Regions from separate parts of the Homo sapiens genome. Here region 2 is linked to region 1. A link is a loop called in an ENCODE intact Hi-C map of the cell type or tissue named here. Cell type or tissue: ascending aorta. All regions are shown on one strand.

The links. Peaks named below come from ENCODE experiments on the same cell type or tissue, not always from the same donor. Only the 100,000 strongest peaks of a DNase experiment are listed, where the experiment ranks them.
Region 2: a loop joins it to region 1, with 2.9 times the contacts of the local background. A loop is called at or near these places in 5 of 110 quality-filtered maps.

The regions. Positions count from the first base shown.
Region 1 is chr17:9,161,387-9,163,886 of GRCh38, reverse strand. NTN1 (netrin 1) reads right to left here. Exons shown (of 7, transcript NM_004822.3): 3 at 886-1,074. Among named protein-coding and RNA genes, the nearest start is that of NTN1, 140 kb to the right of the region's middle. In ascending aorta, a CTCF peak has its summit at 1,068; DNase peaks (open chromatin) are centred at 76, 429 and 1,386; H3K4me3 peaks cover 1,550 bases; H3K27ac peaks cover 2,500 bases.
Region 2 is chr17:9,239,552-9,242,051 of GRCh38, reverse strand. It overlaps NTN1 (netrin 1), which reads right to left. Exons shown (of 7, transcript NM_004822.3): 7 at 1-2,412. The coding sequence ends at 2,084. Among named protein-coding and RNA genes, the nearest start is that of NTN1, 220 kb to the right of the region's middle. RefSeq lists a silencer at 1,620-2,069. In ascending aorta, no CTCF peak of the experiment used is centred here; DNase peaks (open chromatin) are centred at 1,121, 1,541, 1,651, 2,141 and 1 weaker place; H3K4me3 peaks cover 2,250 bases; H3K27ac peaks cover 2,408 bases.

The sequences.
Region 1 (2,500 bases):
GCCATGTTCATGGCAGGCCCTGACCTTAGGCCACAAGTTTTGCAGCAGGAAAGCCCTGGTTCCTGGAATTCCCAAAAGATTTTGTGGGGTGGGGGGGGCCCCGCTTCTCACCCTCCAGCATCACTGAATTCTCTGGCATTTCATCAACTTCTCTGAATCATCTGACCATTGCTTCATTTTTGTTGGTACGAGAAAAACAAACAGCAGAAAGTTAAAACATTAGTGCTTGCTTCAGTGGACGAAAATAGTCTCCCGTCTCCTTTTAATTTTTTTTTTTGTCCTGAGAAGTAAAGCTATTTGCAGATGGATTAAATGTTCCTTCTGAGACCCTGCCCCTGAAACTGCCGACTCCGCTGTGACTGTACGTGTGTGTGTGTGTGTGTGTGTGTGTGTGTGTGTGTGTGTGTGTTTCGGGGGGGAGTGAGGGGCGGTGCGCACATATCCAAAGAAGTGAGTCTGCGTGCATTTGGTGAAAGAGAGTCCTTTGTCCCAACGGTAAGCCTGGCGAACATGACTCGCAGCCCTCTGGTATGCAGCACACCTGTGCAGAGGAGAAGCCCAGGAGGGGGAGGGGAGGGAGAGGTGTTGGCGGCCGCAGCCCTGCACCCTTGTAGGGGATCCCACCTTCTCCTTTCTTCTCCTTTGAGCCATGTCTCCATCACCCCTTTGTTTTGGCTTACACCTCCAAATACCAGGGAGGCGTGTGTGTGTGTGTGTGTGTGTGTGTGTGTGTGTGTGTCACAGAGAGAGAAAGAGAGAGAGATGACCTCAGACAACGCCAATTTGTACAGACTGGAAGAAAATAGAAAAGGAAGCGAGGAGGGAGCGGGAGGACTGATGTTCCCCGGGTCTCCCCAGCCCCCCGCCCCGCCACGTGTAGCCCACCTTTGCAGGCCTTCCGGTGGGTGATGGGCTTGCCCATGTCGCGGTAGTAGCCCTCCTTGCAGTAATGGCAGTGGCGGCCGGCGGTGTTGTGGCGACAGTTGAGGCAGACACCTCCGCTCTTGCGCCCCGAAAGCTTGTAGAGCTCCATGTTGAAGCGGCAGCGCCGGGCATGCAGGTTGCAGTTACAGGCTGCAGGGGGAGACAGAGAGAGGTGTCAGCCGCAGGGGCGCGGGGAGGACAGGCACCCAAGAGCGTCAAAAGAAACCCCACCCCTCAACTCCTCCCTTCTCCACTAGCAGAGCCAGGCAGGCAGACTTGTGCTCCAGGAGCTCCTCCTCGGCTCCTCCTGTTTGTACCCGTAAGCATTTATTGGGCACGTAACAATACATGGCTAAGGTTCTCCCAAAATTCTTATGTTGAAGCCGTGACCCCCAGTACCTCAGAATGTGACCATATTTGGAGACAGAGTCTTAAAACAAGGCCCTCAGAGTGGGCCCTATGCCAGTATGACTGTGTCGTTGTAGGAAGAGGAGATGAGGACACAGAGAGACGCAGGGACGCATGTGCACGGAGGAGAGATCCCGTGAGGACGTTGCCAGAGGGCGGCCATCTGCAAGCCACGCAGAAGGGCCTCCAGAGCAACCAACCCTGCCAACACCTTGATCTTGGACTTCCAGGCTGCAGAACTGTGAGAAGTAAACGTCTAGCGTTTCAGCCCCCAGCCCGTGGCACTTTGTTGTAGCAGCTGAGCAAACTACTGAGGCCCCTGCTGCCAGCCTGGCCTCCCCTTCTCCCCCTCCCCCTCGTCCACCGAGGACTCTGGGGCCTGCACACCATCGTTCTTCCCACCTCAACCTGTCCAGCTTCCGGAGGCTGCCCAGCCCTGCTCTGGGGAGAGGACCCCCACATTGTCAGCTATGGCTCTGCTCCACCTGTTCCCTCCCCATGAGCATTGCTCAGGACTCAGCTCCCTTTCCCTGCCCACCTCCACACCCTCCCCATCTGTCTCCTTCACCACTCATCATCTCTGTGCTCCCAACTCCCAAATCAGTATTTCCAGCTTCAGGTCTGGGGTCTCCACTTGAACCCAGAGTCACCTGCCCGACATCATTCACTCCTTACCATCCTGCCCTCAGGTTCCCTGTGGCTTGAGCTGAGTCCCACAGGCTCCCCTCAGCATGATCAGCAGAAGCACAATTTCTTTTTGTTTGTTTGTTGTTTTTGAGACGGGAGTCTTTCTCTGTCGCCCAGGCTGGAGTGCAGTGGCCTGATCTCGGCTCACTGCAACCTCCGCCTCCCGGGTTCAAGCGATTCTCTTGCCTCACCCTCCTAAGTAGCTGGGATTACAGGTGCACACCACCACGCCAGGCTAATTTTTGTCTTTTTAGTAGAGATGGGGTTTCACCATGTTGGTCAGGCTGGTCTTGAACTCCTGACCTTGTGACCTTCCCACCTCAGCCTCCCAAAGTGCTGGGATGATAGCCGTGAGCCACCACACTCAGCCCAGAGCAGGATTTCTAAGCACCAATCTGAGGGCGCCCATCAGGATCAAGTCGAAAGCACTCAGCATGGCCTTCAGGGCTCCAAATAAGCTGGTCCTGTCTCGTCCTTCAGC
Region 2 (2,500 bases), 78 kb before region 1:
AGATGTGATTGTCCCCATGCCCTACCCCACCCCGGGCTCCTGTTCTCCAGCCCAGATGCCAGTGTCCTCAAGAGGCAGTAACCAGGGCCAGGGGCTCGGTGGCCACTCCCCCAAGAGCACCCTCCCAGCCTGCACAGGGATTGGGCGGGTAGGCTGCAGAGCTGGAGTGCAGTGAGGGCCAGCGTGGCCCCTGGTCAGAAAGTCGGGCTCTGGAGTTTGAGCCCCAGTCCTGCCACCAATTTGCAGCATGACCTTGGGCACGTGTACTCCAGTCTCCTTGCTGGTGATAATGAGTCCCTGTCCCACAGGGTTGTCATGAGTACACACTGGGAGCATGTGGGTAAAGTGCCTGGCACACAGCAGGTGCTCAATAAATGGCAGCCGTGATGCGGGTAAATGTGGGGAAGGCGGAGGGAAGCCAGACCACCGGGGGCCGAGCTTCATACTTGGTATGACCCTTTTGAGCAGCCAAACTCTGGCCGGGAAAGTGAAACCAATTTCCTGACTGTGAGGGGAGCCAGGCCTCTTAATTCAGTGCGCCGGGTGTGAGGATGTGGGCCAGAGGCCCGGGCAGTGCAGAGAGCCCAGGAAGGCAGGGAGCCAGGAGGCCCCAGGGCACAGGAATGGACCCTGTGTGAGGAGGTCAGAACAAAAGGGGCTGCCTGCTTGAGGACCGTGTCTCTAGGAGATTTTGGAAGGAGGGCTGGGGCACAGTGGAGGGCACGGGCAGACTCCACAAAGACCGTCTGGAAAGGCACGGTCAAGGTGTGGCCCAGGCCAGACCCAAGACAGCTGTAGGGGGCAGGCCGGCAGCCTCTGTGCCTTCCCTTGGAGAAGCCAGCATGGCCTCCTTGGCCCCCAGGAACCTGGTCATTCCTGTGCCCCTGCCCACCCATGGCTCAGGCACTCTGGTACTTCACTGAGCCAGCAAACCCCATCCCAGCTCAAACAAGCCCCCGGCCCCAAGCCAGGCCCAAGTGCCTTCGCAGCCTGCAGACTCCAAGCCCGTTCAGGCCCTTTCCAGCTGTTGACATTGCTGAGGGGCCTTGCGGGAGCTGATGTCATTTACATAAATAGTGTCACTGCCGTAAACCCAGCCAGTGCCCCTCCCCCTCCCCCTGGAAAACGTCATAAAAAGGGCTGGTTCCAAGTTTCCAAAAGGAAACTCTCTGGGAGGTTTTGCGTTTGCGATGCCTCCTCCAACAGGCAGCTCCAGCATGAGGCGGTGACCACCCGGCTTGGGCTTCTCAGGGGTGTCCCTGGGCCCACTGCCTTCCGGATGGGCCAGCCCCACGCTGGGCAGGGGCAGGGGCAGGGGCAGAGACAGGCAGCAGCAGGGGCTTCCTCTCCTCTCTCCACAGGTGAACCACTCACCGACCCCAAGCCCCCACCCAGTAGGACCCACTCAGCAGGTAGCAGTGGAGACAGAGGCCGCCTGGGGCATGCTGGCTGGACAGGAGCTGTCCACTCCCCAAATGCTGCCAGGCCCCTTCAGATGGAGGAGTCCAGGCTGTGACAGCCAGGTGGCCCGCGGGGAACTGCTAGAAGGGGCCGGGGAGAAAGGGGGGGATCCCGTCGGCTGCGTGTCGGGTGGTGGTTTGGTGGGTGCTCCGCGCCCCGCCCACACTACGGGCTTGAGAATTCACAGTTCTCCTCCCGTCCACGTCTCCGCGCCATCCACGCCCCGCGCCTGGGGCCCCAGTTGTGCGATTCTGCGCCCGCCCCCGGGCCCCAGGGCAGGCTGCCCCCAGCCCCTCCACGGCGGCCGCGCCCAGGCCCAGGGAAGCGCGTCTCTGCTCTGGAAGGAGCCCCGTGAGGTAGCTACGTCTCGTCATTTCTCCAGGGCCCGGCCGGCGGCGCACCCCGCCCCGCGTGCACGCGGCTCCCGCCCAGAGCGCGCAGGGTGGGGGTAGGGGGAGGGGCCGCCGAGGGTCCCGCCCCCCGCGCCGTGCGGCCCCGCCCCCTCCCTCCCCCCACCTGGGAAAGCCCTCGCGGGCCAAGTCCGCGGCGGCCGGGCCAAGGCGCCCGCTCTCGCTCGGCCCCGCCCTGGCGCCCGCCCGCCCGCCCGCCCGCTGCCTCGGCGCTAGGCCTTCTTGCACTTGCCCTTCTTCTCACGCTGCTGGAACTTGCGCAGCCGCCGCGCCCACGTGTCCCGCCACTGGATCACCAGGCTGCTTTTATCGGCCACGATGCCGCTCTGGTCCGGAGAGTCCTCCGCGTTGCCCAGCAGCAGGTACTTCTTGAGGGGCTTGATTTTGGGACACTTGCAGGCGATGTCCCGCGAGCGGATCCACAGGCTCTGGTCACCGCGGCGGATGCGGCTCGTGCCCTGCTTATACACGGAGATGATGTTCACCGTGAACTTCCACCAGTCCCCCGCCTTGTCCGCCTTCAGGATGTGGATCTGGACGGCTGCAAGGAAGCACAGGCAGACGGGTGGGCTCCCAGCTGCTGTGGCTAGGTCCGCCCTGCCTGAGCCTGGGGAGAAGGGAAAGGAGAC